Linked DNA regions of Homo sapiens: region 2 is linked to region 1. Evidence: read pairs that join two places in POLR2A ChIA-PET (ENCODE). Cell type or tissue: GM12878. All regions are shown on one strand. Links, peaks and the distances in the headings refer to the core of each region. The heading gives the core; the rest is flanking DNA. Region 1 overlaps PALLD (palladin, cytoskeletal associated protein). Region 2 overlaps PALLD (palladin, cytoskeletal associated protein).

Region 1 (11,068 bases), core at 1,870-9,869:
ACATGCTGTACTTCTTCCTTATTGACCTTCATTTCCTCCTTCTTTGCTCCTGCCTTTGTTGTCCCTCACCGCACTCCAACTCCAGACCAATAAATCTTTACAATCCAACAGATCAGAAATTAATTTGGTTTTATAGATACAAAGAAGTAAAGCTTTTATACTTGTTCTTAAATATCAGGACATTAATATTTCCCTCACATATATCTTCTCTCTACCCTCCTTCTCCAGAATTAACTAGCAATAGGGCCTTTTAAACTTTCTTACTATTTAAACTTCTGACTATAGAATATTGGATCTAGGCCAGGTGTGGTGGCTCACATCTGTAATTCCAGCTCTTTGGGAGGCCAAGGTGGGTGGGTCGCCTAGGGTCAGCAGTTCGAGACCAGCCTGACCAACATGGCGAAATCCTGTCTCTACTAAAAATACAAAAATTAGCCGGTCGTGGTGGCAGACACCTGTAATCCCAGCTACCGAGGAGGCTGGAACAGGAAAATCACTTGAACTCAGGAGGCAGAGGTTGCAGTGAGCCAAGATCACACCATTGCACTTCAGCCTGGGTGACAGAGCAAGACTCCATCTCAAAAAAAAAAAAAAAAAAAAAAAAAAAAAAAAAGAATATTGGATCGAATGTAAGGTGTAGGACTCTCAAAATAACTCAAACATAATTTATCCATATATACACCAAAAGCAAACAAATTCACATTCATTAGGAAGTGTGAATTGTTTTGTTTGTTTGTATGCATGTGTGTTTAAATTATCTGATGGGACAATAAATGATGTCCTGGAAAAAACCAATTCTGTAACCAATGTCCTGCAGTAAGTGTGCTAAAACCCTGAGGGAATTCTAAAACCTATGACATTGGCAGAAGAACTATAAAAGTCTAATGTGAAGTCTGAGAAGACATTTGATAGACATTTTGGTAGTTAACTAGAATGTCTTTAAGTGACAAGGTTTAGATGATCAACTATTTCTGATTGCGTTCTTTCTTCTTCCGTATTTTTAAATGGAGAAAATCTCTGGTTTTAAATCATATTTTTCTTCCTTTGTGACTGGGTCCATAGAATAGCTAATTTATTAGATCAAAACAGGGTAAGTGTCACTTATGGGGTCCAGCTTCTACGGATTAACCTATTAAATGTCTCTAGGCTTGTCCAGGAAGCTGTTCAGGATAGACTACAAATGGCACCAAAATATTTTTCATGCTTCAGCTTTGAGGCACCAAAAGAGACTTTGATTTATTCCTAAGATTATGCATTTTTTTTTTTCAGTGTCGGAAAGTCAAAGATGTAGGAAATGGGTAGATGCCAAGTAACTTAATCAGTCAAAGCTCCACAGTTATTCCAGGATTGCCATTTGGATCCTCCTGGAGCTAACATTTTTATCTTGGCAAAAGCCATGGCTAAACATAGTAAGCCATTAGGAGAACCTTCGGGAACATAACAAGGAGCCCCAAAGGAGACTGAAAGTCAACCTTTACAGGATGCACCTGGCAACCTGGATCATCTACTTTGTGTAGGATCTGGGGGCCCTGGGGGTTTCAGGATCCTTACAAGGACCCCTCTGGCCATACCATCAAGTCCACCTGACATTGTGATTCTTTGGAGGGGTCTATTTGGGAAGAAATGTCACATGTACGTCCATGCTACCCACAGTCCTGTGGTCCACCAGTCTGCCAGGTGGCCTGCAGGCAGGAGCACTGGCTCTGCCTCTGACCAGCTGTGAGACCTAGGAATCTCTTCCAGAGTAGCATGAGAAAACAGATGGAGGTAACCCTTGGACTATGAAAGCCAGCCCACCTGCCATTCACTGTCATCATCATGCCTAAGAGAAAGCCCAGTGAAGGTGCTATGAGTGACAAAGTAAAGGCTAGTTTGAGTTACAGAGGAGATCAGCAGGATTATTTTCTAAACCTACCCCTCCAAAACCAGAGACCAGGCCTAAGAAGGACCCTGCAAATCAGAGACAGAAGCTGCCTAAAGTGAGAAAGGGAAAAGCAGATGCATCAAGGAAGGGAACAGCCCTGCAGAAGAGAGATGTTCCATGGTCCAGACACAGAAAGTGGAAGGCTGGAGAAGTGGCTCTGAGCTTCCAGTGGCTCTGAGCTTCTAGTGGCTCTGAGCTTTCAGTGGCTCTGAGCTTCCAGTGAATTGACAGTTTGAGAGTTCTTAAAAATCAACCTATATAAAGAACAGAGTTTTGGTTTACTTCTCTTTAAAGCTGTGCTGTTAGCACAAAGAATGCTTCATGGTTATCTTTTGGGGAAGGGGGAAAGACCACTAATAGAAAGTCTATGTTGCGGGAGCTGGATTGCAAGGGAGGAAACAGGATTTTGTACTTAGTATTTGAGAGTTCCTCTTGGTGCCCAGGAGGAATTCCATAATATCTACACATGCCAGACCCATGCAGGAAAGCCCGGTAGTGAAAGAAAGCAAATCTTTGCTTCCTCTTTTCCTTCCCTTGTGCCACCAGCATGGACTTTATTTGTTTAAACCAAGAGGCGTGTTGGGCCCTGGCACCCCCAAATCAACTGTGTCTTGGATACCAATACATTGGACAACACACCCTTTCTGGTGATGACCTTGGGAAGCTGCTTGTGCAAAACTCTTAAACTACATCCTAAATGTGGAGTGTCCACCCCTCTGTAAACATTTTCTGTTCTAAACATCAAAGGAAGACTTCATTGGTTATCAGATTGACATGGTTTTAGGCAGGGTTTTACATAACTTCTTTTTTAGTAGTCTAGCTAGGAGGGTAGTTTCCAAGTTGTTACCACCTGTTATCATTTGTTGCCTGTGCCCAACTGGAAATACTATAACTGCTTATGAAAAGATATTTTATAAAGCTTGGATTCAACCAGCTGAAGGGAAAAAAAATCACTCCTTCTATGGAGATTACAAAAATGCTTTTCTTTACTGCCTCACAAAAGTTTTATAGATTTGCTTTCACATTTGTCTTTAGTTTACTAGGAATTGTTTGTCGTGAAAAGTATGAGGTAGGAGTCCAACTGGATACTTTTTCACCTCTGCTGAAGAATTCATTCTTTCTCCAGCAATTTGCAAGTTTCTGTAGGTATTCAGAAACTTTGTGGGCTCTACTCCGATTACACATCAATTTCTCTAGCCTTGTACCAGTACCATACTGTCCTAATTACTATACCTTTAAAACGTCTTGCTATCTTATAGGACAAATCCCACTCCTTCCTAACACTACCTTATTTTCCTTCCTCAGGTGTATCCTGGCTATTCTTAGCCACTTTTTTCCTCCACACAACTTTTTGAATCAGGTTGCTAAATTCCATATCAAACAAACAATTAAAAACCAGGAACCTGTGCTTGCTTTGGCAGCTCATATATACTAAGATCGAGATGATACAGAGAAGATTAGCATGACCTCTGCACAAGGATGACATGCAAATTCGTGAAGCGTTCCATATTTTTAAATGTGGCTCATATACACTATGGAATACTATGCAGGCATAAAAAAGAATGAATTCATGTCCTTTGCAGGGACATGGATGAAGCTGGAAACCATCATTCTCAGCAAACTAACACAGGAACAGAAAACCAAACACTGAATGTTCTTACTTATAAGTGGGAGTTGAACAATGAGAACACATGGACACCGGGAGGGGAACATCACACACCTGGGGCCTGTCGGGAGGTGGGGGACAAGGGGAGGGATAGCATTAGGACAAATACCTAATGCATGCAGGGCTTAAAACCTAGATGACGGGTTGATAGGTGCAGCAAACCACCATGGCACGTGTATACCTACATAACAAACCAGCACATTCTGCACGTGTATCCCAGAATTTAAAGTAAAAAAAACAAACCAAACCAAAACAAAAAAACCCAGGAAGCTGCTAGAATTTTAGCCAGATTACATTAAATACAGATTAATCAGGGAGTCATGGCTTTATACGGTCTATTAGTCTGCAAGCATGTCATATGTCTCCATTTATTTGGGCCTTTTAAAATGTCTTTTAATAAAGTTTTATAATTTTCTCTAAAAAAAAGGAAGGAAAAAGGAAAAAGAAAGAGAAGAAATGCTATATGGAAGCATTTCTGACTTGAGAGGCTGACCAATGAAATGGATGTCATTCAGCCTGGCAATGCAAATTCCGGACTCAGGACAAATGGAAAATTAGTCAGTTTTTCTGAATTTCTATAAAACTTGCTAGATCTCCTAAGCAATTTCCTACACAGCAGGTTTTTTTTTTTTTTTTTTTTTTTTTCTATCTGTCTTGGCTTTCCCACTAGATTTTAGGCTCTATCAAGTTCCTGCTCACATCTCTCAGAACCCATCACAAGATTACAGTCACACGGCAGTCGTTCAACAAATATCTATTTAGTCCCAAAGGTAACCATGGTAATCAGCCTACTAATCTGTTCCTTTTAATTTTTAAAGATTGCTACACGAAGCCACATGTAAATGAAATTTAAGGACCAAAGCAAACACAGAGAATGAGACTTCCAGATGTCAGACCTTTGTAAAAACAGGAGGAAAGTAGGCAGTAGTGGTTCCATCAGGTCGGCAGAGATATGAAGTTGGACTGTGAACCTGCAAAAGCAGAGACATATGGATCAAATTCTAAATATATAAATTGCCTAAAAGATGGGCTGAAGAAACCTTTCATTATGGGGATCACCCACTTGAAGGAAATGAGTGAATGAAAGTACCACCATACATCATTTTGCTCGTCTGCTCTTACAGTACAGACATTGTTCCACTTCCTCATTTCACATCTGTTACTCTTCTCTGTTCAAAAGGATATTCAAGGTAAAAGTTCCCTGGGTCCTTGGGGATCCACGAGCTTTTAAATGCTATTACCAAATGGATTTCTGTGTGTGGGACTTCCACATGCGTCTTTTTTAAAGTTCTCGTAGACAATGTATTTTATTTTTAAATACAGTTTGGATTCAATGCATAAAAGCCATTGGCTATTGGCACTGGAGGGTAAATTATCAAACATCTACCTATCTTATTTAACTTGTACTCTTTTTTGATATAGGGATTATGGGAAAGGAGAGAAAAGAATTTTTTTTTATTGACGTGCAAAAAAGAAACGTGCTAAAATACCTATTCAATGACATTCATCTCTGGAGAAATATAAGGATTTCAGAGTAGTGAATGGAAAATATTTCTTTGTGTACTATCACTTATTTTTAAATGATCTGGATTTATTCACTTATGTAAGTGGTTGTTAGCTTCTTAACCCAAGATGATGGTGATCTGGTATCGTGTGTCTAAATATGCCACAGGACATCATGAAGAATTGTGGCAGAGCGGTAGAGATGCTAGGATGCTAATGGAGTTTATTCATTAACCCTGGAAGACTTTACTGGCCTGTGATTCAAGAGGTCTGGGTTTCACTTTTCACTGTCTTTTTATGTCCCAAGAATATGTGAACACTCTTATAGTATTAATATTTACTCTATGCCAGGGACTGTTCCAAGTGTCATATGAAGATTAACTCACTGGATCTTCAGGACAAACTTATGAGATACATAGTGTTATCATCTTCATTTTACAGATGAAGAAACTCGGCTTGAAGGGTTACATTTTATTTGCTTAAGGTCCCTCCGTTAGGAAGTGATAGAACTGGGATTCAAACCCAGGGAGTCTGGTTCCAGAGCATTACTTGATGTCACATTGCCTGCAATAATAAAGCGATGGAGTTTCTCTGGGTGCTTCATTCTCCCAACTATAAACATGGGGTAAATTACCTTCCATTCCATGTCTTTGTAGAATTTAATCCATTTAAAAATTCACTCTTTACATTATTATGGTATTTACATATCTAGATGTGTGTGTATCTCTCTATTTCCTAGGCTTCTGTCTTACATCTAAATACATTCTGTCACATTCACCCCATTTGGGAATGGGGTGGGTGACATTTTTTCCTGTCATGAAATGCCTAGCACCGTACTAAGCACTCAATAAATATTTATCAATATTTAAACATCAAATACCAAAAAATGCCCACTGATTTAATCAAATATTTCTATAAATTCCACTCTGATTAAGGGGTTTAAAGGAAATATGTACTATATATGCCATCTCTGAGTAACTGATACTTGTTGATTCAAGTTTATGGACCCAAATGTCTTCTCTCTACTGTTTGTATTTTCCACATATCGATAGCACCTATTGGCCTCTATAGTGGCTGAAACACCCCTGAGCATTCAATAGGTAATAAAGGCTGAGGGAGGACATGGTGATACTTATAAGACATACTCATTACTTAGGAATGAGTTTACATTTCCAGACTGTGGGGGAAAACCTTTCTGTGAGTGTTGTCTTTGAACATATTCATTAAACCATGATTTAGAGACATCCAGATGTAATGGTTTTCTACTTTTTTTTTTAAAAGAAGTTCATATTGTTTGTGTTTGCAAAGTAAATTCATTACAACTACTTTCCAGTAGTTTATATTATTGTTCTTTCATGGCTATAGCAGTCTTACAATAAAATAAAAGCAAGATCAAAAAGCATGGTGAAGTCAAGGAATTTGAGTTGTTTTTTCTTATTTGTTTAGCTTTTAGGAGTGGGAAAGCTTTTTGTTGGTATGCAGACTTGTCTTTTAATTTGTAATGAGCTAATAAATTTGGCTATATGAAAGAGCATACACATGTGAGGGAATAATCAAATAGTTACAGCTAAAACAGACACCAGTTTATCAGATTATTAGCTGTTAGAGAAAGAAGTTCCCAATGGAAATGCAAATGTTGACTAATTGGCAGTGTGGTTTTGGTTAAAGGTTGTTTTTAGTGAACTGAAAGGAGAAACATTACCTACAATTTTCTTTGCTCTGAATTTTGTGTCCACTTAGAAAATATTTCAAGGGAGTATACTAGTTAGAATCAAAGTCATATTCTTAAAATCCACAAGTTTGCTGATGAGTTCGACCCCTTATGGGCTCTGGCTCAAAGCATACTTACCTGTTGCACAGGGACAGACAGTGGTTGAATCACAGCTGTGGTCACCCCTGTCTTTGGAGATGATGATCCTATTGTCAAGGAAACAGAAGTTGTTTTCTTTTGAGCTCTGGAAAATAGGAAGGTGAGTGTTTAGTCAGAATATTTTTTGTTTTCGTTTTTTTGTTTTTTTTTTTTAGCAGAAATAATTCCTTGAAACGTTTCAACAGAAAAGCTGGGTTTCTTTTTGTATACGCAATCCGCTTCAACTGTAATTGCTTCCACAATGGGAATGCATAACCTACAGCTAGAATAGCTGTGGTCAGTATATACATGTACCTTATAGAATGTACCTTATAGACATTAAGCAAAATCAAAACATGAGTAAAAGAAAAGTAGCTAGATGTAACTGAGACGCTGTTGAAGATGCTAACGTATTAAACTTGAAAATCCTAAGAGAAAATATTTGGAAAAAATCCAATCTTTATTGATAAGCAGAGATTTGAAATGTTTAGGGTTAGGGTCCTATATTTAACTCAAAGTTTTGGTTGTCTATTTTAAGTCTAACAGCTGTTCTTTTTTCTGGTTTCTAATTTTGTTGTCGGTATCTTGGAATTTTTGTGTTTTCTTAGTGCATATAAGTTAGTGAGATATTTAGAGAAGATTAAGAAGAGTTGATTTCTAGGCCCAGCTTTGTCAAGTAGCTGGCTGTGAAATCTGAAGCAAGCCATGTAACTTCACTAAACTTGAGCTCCTTATAAAAACCAGGGGTGGTAAAATAACCTTAGAAGATCCTTTAAGCATCACTGATTATTTGATGCTGAATGGATATAATTTTTATGTACATACTAGCAGATAAAAGAAATTTATTAGAACAGACTCAATATTTATGGACTTTTCCATAATAGGAATTTCTGGTAGATTTTATTTTTGCCAAATAATTAAGATATTAACATTTTAATAATTGGTATGTCTTTGTAGGAATAACTAAGTTTTGTGAATTTCGGGTACAAGATCTAAATAAATATAGATCGTATCCAAAGGAGAACCTACTTCTGGCCTAATTAGATATTTTCCAACTTGCATAAATAAATTGGTCCTCACATTTTAGTAATGATTTAATTGATTTTCTCTTAATGTGACTTCTCTTTCCATACATTTATAATAAATTAGATGGCTGTCTTTGAAACTAACATTGCATATGGTAAAATTCTGGCATATCAATGATGAAATGCAGACTTCAAAGTTCAAATTTACAAGTTAAAAATTGTGTTCGGGCTGGACATGTTGGCTCATGCCTATAATCCCTCCCAACAATTTGGGAAGCTGAGGCAGGAGGATCGCTTGAGTCCAAGAGTTCCAGATGAGCCTGGACAACACAGTGAGACCCCATCTCTACCAAAAAATAAAAAAAGATTAGCCAGGTGTGGTGGTGTATGCCTATAATCCCAGCTACTTGGGAGGCTAAAGTAGGAGGACCACTTGAGCCTGGGAGGTCAAGGCTTCAGTGAGCCATGTCGCACCACCGTACTTCAACCTGGGTGACAGAGTGAGACCCTGTCTCAAAAAAAAAAAAAAAAAAAAAAATTGTGTTCCAACCTCAGTATTTGATCTCTGATTAACATCAGTTGACTTTTTTCTTCAAAGCACAGCAAACATGGTTTCATACCCCAACCATTCTGTTGCCATTCTTTGTTTCCACATAATCGATGGAATTGTAGGCACTTACTGTGGCATAGCTCCAGCTCTTGATTTGAAAGCTAAACTTTCACTGTCAGAATCTGTTGAACTGGCACCTGGGAAAGTATTAAAGATAATGGTAAAGTTAAGATATCAGTGTTATCTATAATAATTGCAAAGAATTATATTTCCCTTAAATAAAATAACATACAAAGTCTTTTTGACCGAAACACACAATAAAATAGAGTGATTCAGGCTCAGACAATTTTTTATTTGTACTGTTTCTTCAGAAACTCATTTTTAAAAAGTACTACTATAAATAGCTTTCTTCAAAGCAATATACTTTTAATGACAGATTTATTATTAATTTCATTTTTATCACTGTGGTCATCACAACCGTACTTTTAAATGGCTATAAACTATGAAATAAAGATGTGTGTGTGTTTGTGTGAAGAATACCCACGCTTTTAAACTGTAACCTTCTCCAGAGATTGCAGGGTAAGGACTGATGCTTTCTGGCTCCTGGGTAAAACTGAGTATGACAGTGGTTCTGTTCTTGAATAAGAGGGCCTTTGATTTTGGATCATGCCTTCCCAAATTCACTTGCATTATTACTGTTCTTAAATAAAGGGTCAACTTACCAGATTTTTAGTCAAAAGGTAAACTGCAGTCAGATTTTGATGTTTACATATTTCATGTCAAGAGATTTTAGGTGACAGACTTAAAAAATTGCAATGGTTCAAAGTATATTCTTAATGTTTCCAAGATACATTTAACTTGGGTCACTTATATTCTTTTATATAATAATACATGCTTATAGGAAAATAACCATATAGCACAGAATTGTGCAGCCTAATAGTAAAGATCAGTGGGTACCTTCCTAAATGCCATTCCCAAATACCACATTAAGTCTGATGTGTATTGTTCCAGATAAGTGTTTTTTTTTTTTTTTTTTTTTTTTTTTTTGAGACGGAATCTTGCTCTGTCACCCAGGCTGGAGTGCAGTGGCGCAATCTTGGCTCACTGCAACCTCTGCCTCCTGGGTTCAAGTGATTCTCCTGCCTTCTGAGTGGCTGGGATTACAGGCATGTGCCACCTCGCCCTGCTAATTTTTGTATTTTTTTTTTTTTTTAGCAGAGATGGGGTTTCACCATGTTGGCCAGGCTGGTCTCGAACTCCTGACCTCAAGTGATCTGCCCACCTCGGCCTCCCAAAGTGCTGGGATTACAGGCGTGAGCCACCGCACATGGCCTGGATAAGTTTAATACAGCATATCAACATATTTACATTTATGTACATATTTATACAAATGGATTCACATGGCATGTTCACTTGGCATTTGGCTACTTTTGCCTATCAGTAGATTTAGAATACATACGTTCACTGCATTCTCTTGGATAGCTGCCTGGTATTCCTTCCAGTGACTCTACTGTGATATGTTTTCCAGTCTTTTATTGACATTGAAAACAGTCATGTTTAGGTAACTCTGCTGGAATGTTTGCTGTCCCTTCCTATTTATTTCTGTGTCTACCATCCAGTGTAGGCTTTCTTTGCCTGGGGCCTGGACTACCACAATCCATTCTTGTCTTCCCATCTCCTCCTTCTCAAATTCATCGTTGCCCTCCCTGTGTCGGCTAGATTTTCCTAGAGCACACTTTCCCTGTTAAAAATGAGATGATTAGAATCTCTACTCAGTAAAATAAAAAACCCCAAATTTGTCATTTAATGGCCCTCATGATTTCCAACTTCATTTTCTACCTCTATCTGCCAGAACTTCTTGGACTTCCAAGTCATGTAACCTTAAGTCAGAGAGCTGAGTTCACCTGCACATCTAATGGTGTGCACTCCATAAGTAAGGGGGATACGCAGTGAAGAGGACACACACACACACCCCACCACACACTCCCCACACACCATATCCATACATACCCCACCACACACAAACACACACACCCCACCACACACCACACCCCCCCACACACGTCCATACTCACCCCACCACACACACACCCCACACATCCATACCCTACCACACGCACACACCCCACAGCACACCACACACACACACACACCCACACACATCCATACTCACCCCACCACACACCCACCACACACATATACCCCCCACCGCACACCACACACACACCCCCCACACACATCCATACTCACCCCACCACACACACCCCACCACACACCACACACACACCCCACACACACCACACACACACACCCCACACACATCCATACTCACCCCACCACACACACACCCCACCACACACCATGCACACACACCCCCCACACACCACATCCATACTCACCCCACCACACACACACACACACCCACCATAAACACCCCAAACACATCCATACTCACCCCACCACACACGCACCTACACACACCCACACCACACACACACACCACACACTATACCCATGCTACACATACCCACACCACGCACACACCGTACCC
Region 2 (11,068 bases), core at 1,161-9,160, 93 kb before region 1:
AGATAATCCCTAAGCAAACCAGGCATGAATCTGGTTGGGGAAGGCAGGTAGAGACAGCATTTAGCTCTGATGGGTGCCAGGGTAGTTTGTTTTTTTTTTCTTTTATCAAAACAATGATAGGAAGAGAGGGCCTTCTCACTATGCCCAAGCAATAAGGCAAAATCAGTCAGTGGGTACATTACTTTTTCATCACATCTTTTCAATATAATGATGGCATGACTTTTAGCTTGTACTTGAACTTGTTTGGTCCAGTCTTGTTCCGGGCTTCTGTGAGCTGTGTTCTGAATTGCCTGTCTTGTCCCTCATTTCTATATTCCTCTCCTGGTATCCTACCTTGTAACCAGCCCTACTAAAGTGGTATGATCTTAATAATCCTTAAGAGTTCTGACCTACAGCCCAGCGCCTGCATCACTGTGGTCTGCTGACAGTTTTCCTCAATGCTGACAGCCTGTTCACCTCCCTCAAATCTCCAAACAGCATTTGCTCCGAGGCTTCCTGTCATCATGTCACTGCAACATGCTGTGCTGCGACAGGCTTCCCGGCCTCTGCCCCTGGCCATACACCATGTCATAGTTATCCCCTCCACCACACCAGCCATGCTGAGCAACTGTGCTCTATGTGCCAGTGCTCAAGGTGGTTCTCCAGCTGCTGGCTCCTGGTTTGCCCTTTTCCATTGCAATTAACTAGGCTCTGCCCACTTCTGACTTGAAACTGGCCAAAATGCAGGGAAGGAAGATACCCCCAAAACCTCAGTAAATCTTCTCAAACATCATCCTGTTCAACAGTCACAAACCTGGTGTATACATAGCCAAAGTCCAGTAATTCTCCTAATTTTGATTCCATGCTGGTGTTATTAAAGGCCCTGAGGATAAACTTACTACTCAAAAGTCAAATCCAACAGCTTTGTCATCACAAAAATTGAAAGAAAGAAAGCCAACAAGTATCTGTGGCTCTTTTTTTCAGGGAAGTATTCTGTTGGCATTTAAAAAAATGTTCATTTTGAATGGTTTCAAATGTCGACTCCTATCTATGGCTCTTTTGAAAACTACACATGGCCGGGTGCAGTGGCTCATGCCTGTAATTCCAGCACTTTGGGAGGCTGAAGTGGGCAGATCACCTAAGGTCAAGAGTTCAAGACCAGCCTGGCCAACATAGCGAAACCCCGTCTCTACTAAAATTACAAAAATTAGCCAGGTGTGGTGGCAGGTGCCTGCAGTCCCAGCTACTCGGGAGGCTGAGGCAGGAGAATCGCTAGAACCTGGGAGGCAGAGGCTGCAGTGAGCCGAGATTGTGCCACTGCACTCCAGCCTGGGTGACAGAGTGAGACTCTGTCTCCAAAAACAAACAACAACAACAAAAAAACCAAAACTACACATGCGGGCACATGCACATTAAATATATAATATTTGACATTACACTGCAACAGTGTCTGCCATGGCCACCCCTTTCATAACAACTGGCTACAGAAAAGGAAAAGGATGAGGCAGGATAAGAGAGAATACTGGATAATCTTGTGTGAAGAGAAAATGTTAGAGCAATTACACAGGGCACCTATAGTATGAGCAATGCAAATCTTAGTAAGAAACAGCAAAATATCTAGCCTCTCATTTTTCATAAAGCTAGGTGAGACTAAGAAAGCTGGATTAAAATCTTCAGAGAGCAATGCTGCATTAGTCAGGGACTGCATCTTATTGCCAAGGGGCAGCTGTGTGTGCCATGGGAAAAAAGGTTGGTAGGAAATAGATCTGCTCTGTGCATGCCCTGCCTAAGGGAAAAGAGGGGAAAATAGGATTTTGGCACAGAGAGTGCTAACAAAACCATATTAAGAATGTAACGTAGTGAGACCAGGTGCGGTGGCCCACGCCTATAATCCCAGCACTTTGGGAGGCCAAGGTGGGCGAATCACTTGAGGTCAGGAGTTCGAGACCAGCCTGGCTAACATGGTGAAACCCCATCTCTACCAAAAATACCAAAATTAGTCGGGCATGGTGGCACACACCTGTAATCCCAGCTACTCGGGAGGCTGAGGCAGGAGAATCGCTTGAACCCCGGTGGTGGAGGTTGCAGTGAGCTGAGATCACGCCACTGCAGTGCAACAGAGTGAGACCTTCTCTCAAAAAGAAAAAAAAAAAAAGAATGTATAGTAGATTAGAAATGAAGAAAAAGAGGCACAGCAAAAGTAAGCCCAAAGTAAAGAACAGTAGAAAGAATTTGAAGGGAAAGTGACAAAGATATTAAATGAGGAACGAATCTACTCAGAGTCAAATGATTAAATTTAGAATGTTACAGGGAATTATTTGGAGTCAAGTAATTAATTAAAAATGTTATAGCAACTTTTATATAATTGTAGTCTCCCCTAAGTGGGTAGAAAATACAAAAATATGACAGAGTATAAAGAGTTTTACCTTGTGGTGCATTAAAAGCCAAATAAGTCACAGAATCTAAAAATGTATGTTCATGACTATCTTAGAATTTATAAATTAGATGCAAGGGTGTGCACATGTGTGTGTGTATATATATGATATTTTATATATATATGATTTTTTATATATATATGATGTTCACATGAAGTTTATATGTCTAAGCTTTAAAACTACACAATATTTCATTATCAAAATAAAACATAGGAATGTTTTCTCCCCAGCATCCTTATGTTGGAGAGTTTCAAATGAACAGTTCCTGAAGAACAAAGGAGTAATTTCATGTTTCTAATACATTACAGAATGTAGAAAGAATAAGAAACAAAATTGCAAAAAGAATCTTTAATTTCCATATAGTAAGAGAAGAAGCACTGATGCTTTTTAAAGTAAAAATGTAATTAGTAATGTTGAGTAAGGAGTACATTAACAAATGTATGCCTCCTTATAGATCAACCAACATAGAATCAATAACCAGTGGGTAACTTAGGAAGTGAAGATATATTCTGATGTCTAGTTAACTGTCTTAGATCAATGAAATCATCATATAATCCCCATTTTTCATGCAGAATCATGTCACGATTTCATAAGCATCATAACATTAATGACTGAAAAATTCAATGTCAATGTATTCTTAGCAAGTGTTTAGAGCAGGACCTCTTTGGCGGAGGACGGTGGCTCATGCCTATAATCCCGAAGCACTGGAAGGCTACAGCAAGAGGACTGCTTGAGGCCAGGAGTTTGAGACCAGCCTGGGTGACATAGTGAGACTCTGCCTGTACAAAAATTAAATAAACAAATAAAAAGAGCAAGACTGCTTGGGTTCAAATGCTGGCTCTTCCCTTTACTAGTTGTGTGACCTTGGACAAGGTGCTCAGTCTCTCTGGATTCAGTTTTCTTTGTAAAATATAGATAGTAATGACAGTTTCCTTACGCAAGTAAGGCATAAATGAGCTTAAATTTTTGAGGTATTTAGCACGGTGCTTGGTACATAATCAGTACCATGTAAAGGTTTGTTATGTAAATATTTATTAAGTATCTACTATGTGCTAGACACCCTAAATCTGATCATGACCAAAGCCAGCTTTGCCCTAAAGGGATTCAGCAAGGAAATCACAGTTACGCGCCATAGTACGACACACAAGCAAAGATGCAAGCTTAAGCCTCTACTTTATTAAAATTTATATTCTAAGTCCCATACATGAGTCAAATACATTGAATATAGTGATTATACAAGGTGTTTCATCTATCTGTCTTAAACCACAAGTATTATTAACAATTTGGATCAATTCCTTAGAGATTCAGATGTTCTTCTGGAGATGATTGATTGGGTGATGCATATCTGCTCAAAAGTGTCCATCCTCCCACTGTCTCCCAGTAAGCTAGAAACAAAAAGATCCTACTAAAAACATTCTGCTTTTTCTTTTTCAAAAGTTGAGGCTGGAATATTTGAAGACTTCTCTAGAAAAAAAAATTCAGGAAAGAAAAGAGGAAGGAAAAGCTGTCCTGCCTTTGGTTCTCCTACCCCTTTTTTCCTTTTCCTTGTTCATCCTTCACTGTGCTCTCCCACAAACACAAAGTTCACAAAGTTCATCCAAGACGAAGAAAAGTGGATCCAAAACATAATCTGAGGTTGAGGTGAGTCTGGTGCCCCCTCTGGGTTCTTCAGGACTGATTATAAAATAGCCTGAGATTACTTACACTGTTGGCAGAGGCAGCTGGCTCCCTGAATTACAGTGCAGGACTGGTGATGAGACCCAAGAAGTGAGTGCTCATTAGGCAGCATTGAATGAAGGGGGTGGGGAGAGTCCCACGCATGTAAAGTGCCATTGTCTGTACCAACCTAAGGCCTGAATATGGGTTGAGGCATTGTTCTCCAAGGAAGTAAGTTACTGCTAAACGGGGCTGGGAGGAGGAAGTATTTTCTGGATATATCAGGAAGAGGGAAAAACAAAACAAAACAAACCAGTATGCTCTCAGATGAACAGCCTCTCTAGTCTAGCCTTGGTGTTCTTATCTGTTAGTTGGGTATTGTGGCCTTGGGTTGCCACAGTCCCTGCTGCTACTGATATTCTGAGTCTATGTGTAAAACCCATGGGAACATGCTGGGCTTGTTTCCTTCTTATCTCCTTGTTTTTGCTTTCCATTTTCTCTTATCATGCAGGTGTCTGATAATCACTTCCTAAACCCCGTCTCCCCCATCACATTTATCTTGGGGCAGTGATTCTATTTCAGTCTAAGGCGGCAGGAAGTCCTGTGTCAAGACTGGACAATGGAGCAATGATGGGATAAAGCAGTATTAACAGCATTCTTCCAAGCCATAACTGCAGCAGTGCTTACTGCTTCTCCTCCGTATCCCTCTTTCCCAGTTTTCACTGAGACTCACTGAGTAGGCTTAGTCTCCTGTTAGCTCTACTCAGGAAGGTTGAAAAGTCCTGTGGCCTGTCTCTCCTAGTTTTCCTAATAAACTTCAGTCAGGACCTCACCATGTAAGACTGTGGGGCGTGTGTGTGTGTGTGTATATGTGTGTGCCTCTGTGTGTGTGTATTCCCATCCTTGATTTTTCAATGACCCTCAGCCAAAGTCATACAAAATTTAAAATGGAAGAAAAGGTTGTTATTTGGTCATTAAGTAAACTGTAGCTACCGTAGCTAGAGCTTAGTGCAGAGACTAAATATAACAAGCCAGATTGGGATCCCAAATTATCAAGTGTACTGGGAATATTTAACACATAAAAAAACTAAATATGATTTCAGTAAATCAAATACAACAATAAAGGTAATTACATCATGATGAAATGGGGCTTATCTCAAGACTGTAGAGGTGGTTTAACATTTGAAAATCAACAGATATAATTTTGGAAAACTGTATGATCATCTCAATAGAGGCAGAAAAGCATTTAACAAAAATCCAACATCCTGATAAAAAATTCTAAGTGAACTAGGAATAGAAGGAAACTGCCTTAATCTAATAAAGGGCATCTCTGAAGAACCACAGCTAACATCATACTTAATAGTAAAAGGGTGCATGCTTTCTCCCTAATATAAGGAACAAGGCAAGGATCTGCTCTCACCACTTGATTCAACATTTTACTGAAGGCTTTGGCCATTGCAATATGGCAAGAAAAATAAATAGCAGGCATCTAGTTTGGAAAGGAGGAAGCAAAGCTGTCTGTATTTGCAAACAACACTATTATGTAGAAATCCAATGGAATCTATAAAAATGCTACTAGAATAAGTTTGGTAAGGTTGCAGATTATAGAATCAATAATATAGAAGTCAACTGTATTTCTACATACTAGGAATAAATAATCAGAAATGAAATTTAAGAACTCACAAGAGCATAAGAACATAAAATAGGAATAAATCTAACAAAAGATGTACAAGACCTGTTACACTGAAAACTCATAGCTGGGAGAAATTCAAGAAGACCTAAGTAAATGGAGAGATATACTTTGTTCATGAGACATGAGATGCAATGTTTTTGAGATGTCAACGTTCCTCAAATTGATCTATAAGTTCAAAATAACCTTGATTCAAATTCCCAGCAAGCTTTTTGGTAAAAATTGACAAGCTGATTCAAAAATCTATAGAGAAATGCAAAGGACCAAGAGTAGCCAAAACAACTTTCTATTTAGATTGAACAAAGGTGAGAGGCTAACATCATCTGATTTTAAGATGTACTGTAAAGCTACAGTACTCAAAACAGTACAGTGCTGGCATAAAGACAAACAGACTAATTGAACAGAATAGAGTCCAGAAACAGACTCACACATACATGGACAACCAATTTTGACAAAGTTACAAAGGCAATCTAGTGGAGGAAAAGACAGTCTTTTCAACAAATGGTGCTGGAACAATCAAATGCATATGCAAACAAATAAAAAAGAGCTTCAATTCATACCTCATATCATATAAAAAATTGACTTAAAATAGATCATAGGTCTAAACATATAACATAAACTATAATATGTGTGCCTGGAAGAAAACATAGCAGAAAATCTTTGTGAGCTTGGATTAGGCAAGAATTTCTTTAATAAGATATCAAAGCATGATACATAGAAGTTGATAAATTTGACTTCATCAAAATTAAAAACTGCTCCATCACTATGAAGGAAATTTTTAAAAAATCCACAGAGTAGGAGAAAATATTTGCAAAGCACATGTCTGATAAAGAACTTGTATCTAGAATATATAAATACTATAATAAGAAACTTGATAATAAGAAAACAAGCAATCCAATTAAACAATGGGCAACAGATTTAAGCAAACACTTCACCAAGGTAGATATACAGATGGCAAATAAACACATGAAAAGATGCTCAAATCATCAGTCATTAGGGAAGTGCAAATTAAAACCACGATGAAATTCTACTACACACCTGTTAAAGTGGCTAAAATTAAGAAAAACTAATGATACCATGTGCAGACTAGGATGTGGAGAAACTGGAACTCTCATACAATCATGGTGGAAAGGTAAAACGATATAACCATTTTGGAAAAAAGCCCAATAGTAAAAAATTGAAAATGATGTAAATATCAACAACTGAATGAATGAATAAATTGTGATATATATGCTCTATAAGCATAGATATCATATTTATGTACAAAAAATACTCTTTAGCAATAAAAAGGAATGAGGTATTATACATATAACAAGACATGGATGAATTTTAAAGTAATTCTGCTGAGTGGAAGAAATCAAACAAAAAGAGTATATACGGAAAGATTCCATTTATATAAAACCTTAGAAAATGAAGACAAATATATAGTGACAGAAAACAGATCAGCGGTTACCAGGAGGGAGCAGGTGGCAGGAGGAAGGGATTATAATGGGGTAGGAAGAAATTTTTGAGGATGATGGATGTATTTGCTATCTTTTTTTTTTTTTTTTTTTGAGATGCAGTCTTGCTCTGTTTCCCAGGCTGGAGTGCAGTGGCATGATCTCGGCTCACTGCAACCTCCACCTCCCAGGTTCACGCAATTCTCATGCCTTAGTGCCTCAAGTAGCTGGGACTACAGGTGTGCACCGCCACACTCGGCTAATTTTTGTATTTTCGGTAGAGACAGGGTTTCACCATGTTGGCCAGGCTGGTCTCAAACTCCTGACCTCCAGTGATCCGCCTGCCTTGGCCTCCCAAAGTGCTGGGATTACACGCATGAGCCACCGCACTCAGCCAGTATTTGCTATCTTAATTGTGATAATGCTTCCAAGGGCATGTACATATGTCAAAACTTATTACATTGCATACGTTAAATATGTGCTCTTTCTTATATATAGCAATTATACCTCAAAAATGTTAAAAATTATCTGCAATGAAAAAAATCCACAAGGATGTAAGTACTATAAGTTAATACAATGCTGACTTTGAAGGTGGCAGGGGCTGTGACTGGCTTGGGTCACATGGCTTCTGAGGCAAGTACAAGGAGAAAGTTCTATTTCTTTCATTCATTATATATACAAATTATATAATGAATTGTTTTACGCAGTTTTCTGAATCTGTTTTATTTTACACAGGATATATATATTTTTTTTAATCGCAAAAAAAAAAAAAGAGAGAGAAAACAGTGGCTTGAGAGGAGGGGACACATAAAATGTGACTCAGCTTATGATAGGCACATTTCCAACTCTTATTCCCAGGGCTATACAATACGGAGGAAAAGGAAACTGAAATAATACATGGTTAAATTGAAAATGAAGTTAAATAGACTTGTTAAATGGCTGGAGCATTTAATGAACATTTCCTCAGTGTTGGAGGGGAAGCTAACTAAATGCTATCTGAAGTTGGGTGTGTACCCGTGACCTTTCGGATTTGAGGGAGAGAACAGGCGGCGAGGTGGGTGGGGAGGCCGGGTGGGGCTCAGCAGATGCCATTGTCGCCAAGGAACAGACATTAATAAGAAAAGGCAAGTGACGAAAAATCAGCAGGTCTTGGCATATCCTAGATGAAATTCACAGCGGGGCAGTACACGATGATGGCTGAGTGCAGAGGCTCTGGAGCTGGGGTTATATTTTTATTCTACCACTTAGACCAGTAACTTGTCTGTTGTCTGCCTCACTTTTCTCACCTGTGAAGTGGTGGCAGTGATGAAAATGCTGAGAGAGCTGTGAGATCACACCTGAACAGCACTTAGCAATCAGGCCTGACACTCAGTGGGTTATTTTTATCCCTGAATTTCTAAACTTATAAACTTTAAATCTTCATGATTAAATAAAGGAGCATGGTTTTAAAAAGACCTGCTTGTAGTCCAGACTATTTCTAGGGCTTGCCACGAAGAAAACCTGGTGGAAGCTCCTGCCGGAAATCTGTTCAGAGTGTGTTTCCATTTTGGACTTCTTCAGACACCAGGATTTTGATAGATAAGGGCAGGCTCGGGGGTTCAGATCACACATGGCTTTACAGTTATTCACTTTAAGACAACAATTTAATTTCACTGTTATTGTTATATTCTAAACAATATAATTTCAAACAGGTACCTGGAGTCCAAAAAATACTAATTTTACTTGTTACTATCATGTTCTAAAATCCTCTCCTACTCTAAACTCTTGAGAGAATGTCATAGGCGGAAAGAGACAAGCCAGCATGGAGCCATCAGAGATGCCTCATTTTGAAACAATGACTGTTAAGGAATAATGTAAACCCATTAAACGTCCAGCCAGTGACCCACTCCATGCCCAAGAGAGCAAGCATGAGCAGCCGTCTTTCTGAAGAGGCTCACCATCCTTCCCTCTTTCCCTCTTTCTCTTTTCATTCCTCGCTCACTCCTTCCTTCCCTTTCTTTTTTCTTCCTTTCTTTTTTTGGCATGGGACTTACTGATCTTTGCAGTAATACTTTTATTCATTCATTCAGTATATTTATTGAGCACCCACTAGTGCTGAGCCCTGGAAATACAGAGATGAATGGGATGCGTGTTTTTTTGCTTTCAAGAAGCTGGCCTCCACTACAGTGTCAGGCACATTTATGCAAAGAGGGCACATACACGTAATACAGAATACAATTGGAACTGTGTACCTCTATCATTCACAGAATATAGAAACCCTCTATTTATAAGCTTTCAACTTAAAAGCTTCTATGGACAAGACCAAAGCTCAGCTCCAAAACTCACTGGCATGGCACTGGTTGCTGTGGTCATTTAAGTTTTGGGCATCATCACTCTGGGGCTGTTTGTGCTTTTTTTGAGGAGGTTTAGTACTTATCAGTTCCATTTTGCAAAGTGAGAGACTTGCAAATACATGTAAGGGGAGGTGTACAATGAAGATGAAAATAAGAGCAGAGATAACATGAACATTGAAAGGGTGAAAGAACAAGTGCCGTTTGTATGGAATAACTTTGGCACTGACTTGGCTTTGGTGCATTGTGTTAGGAGCCTAGATCCTGAAGGCCAACAGCCTGTGTTCAAGTCCTAGCTGTCACTTGCTCCCTCTAGTCGTTTTAAGAAAGTTATTGCACCTCTGGTCTCTGTTTCCTTACCTGTAAAATGGGAATAAAAATAGTCCTATTTCGCAAGGCTGTTGTGAGTGTTGAATGCTAGGCACATACTAAGTATTATTAACCCTACTCAGTAGAAAAGGTTCTGTGTGTTAACCAACCATAAATGGATAGAGTATACCTGTGCTGATGTTTTTGCTATCAGAAAAATGGTTAATTATTAATAGAAAACAAGTTTCTATTTACAAAAATATATACTACCCCTCTTATCTCCTAAATACTCTTTCTGGGGTTCTCTCTTGATTAGCAAGCTGAGTGACAACGACATGCCGCTGCTGCCCTCCCTAGAATCCAGGGAAGGGGGACTTATACCTGGATTGTGGACAAATGAAACTTTCAAACATCCAGGGTCCCCAAAGCTACAACCAAGGGGTGCTGGCAGAGGGAAGGAGAGTCGCCTTGAGGGAATCAGGTGGTAAAGAGCTGGGTGTGTTTGGGGGGTGATGGCTGAGACCAAGTGTAGACAAGCCCTCTATGGTGTGGGCACCCAGAGTTAGAAACAATTCCACTTCCAGCAGGGGGACCACATCACACTGATGCCCTGCTTAAGTGAAGGTCAATGCCCAGACTGGCAATCTCTGGGGAATGAGGTGACATTTTTGTGGGTGTGAATGTATGGGTGCCTGCCTTCTATGCCTCCGGGAAGGGACATTATTGAGCAACAATTGGATAAGCAGGACCACACCAGAGCAAGGCTTGTTGCAGCCCGTTCCTGAATGTCTCTTCCAGGCTCTCAACAACTGTGCATTTTTGAAGTTGAGGCAAAGACATTATACATGTGTTCATGTTCTAATTCTGTCTTTAAGGTATAATATTTAATATGTCATGCTTTGAATATTAGGCTTGCATAACTCTGCAGTAGGGGGTATTCACACACTTTTGTTTTTATTATATTTTACATACTTAAATCTAAGGATTCATACAAATTCATGCCAAAGGGATATGATAATCATGTATTTCAAAAGCAATAAAATGTGTATTTTGAGATAAGAACATTGAGACCTTTGGAGGAACATGTATTTGCATTATGGGTTTCAGAAACTAAGGTTTTTTTTTTGTTTTTTTTTTTTTGAGATGGAGTCTTGCTCTGTTGCCCACCCAGGTTGGAATGCAGTGGTGCAATCTTGGCCACTGCAACCTCTGCCTCCTGGCTTCAAGTGA

Evidence for each region. Peaks named below come from ENCODE experiments on the same cell type or tissue, not always from the same donor. Only the 100,000 strongest peaks of a DNase experiment are listed, where the experiment ranks them.
Region 2: POLR2A ChIA-PET joins it to region 1 with 10 read pairs; 3 of 35 experiments call an interaction of 5 or more read pairs at or near these places.

What each region holds. Positions count from the first base shown.
Region 1 is chr4:168,678,978-168,690,045 of GRCh38, reverse strand. It overlaps PALLD (palladin, cytoskeletal associated protein), which reads right to left. Exons shown (of 22, transcript NM_001166108.2): 4 at 8,648-8,714; 5 at 6,943-7,048; 6 at 4,487-4,561. It also overlaps the pseudogene RNU6-1336P. Among named protein-coding and RNA genes, the nearest start is that of PALLD-AS1, 36 kb to the right of the region's middle. In GM12878, for the core only: no CTCF peak of the experiment used is centred there; DNase peaks (open chromatin) are centred at 4,755 and 6,755.
Region 2 is chr4:168,770,973-168,782,040 of GRCh38, reverse strand. The region is part of intron 10 of PALLD (palladin, cytoskeletal associated protein); the gene reads right to left. Among named protein-coding and RNA genes, the nearest start is that of PALLD-AS1, 130 kb to the right of the region's middle. In GM12878, for the core only: no CTCF peak of the experiment used is centred there; no DNase peak of the experiment used is centred there.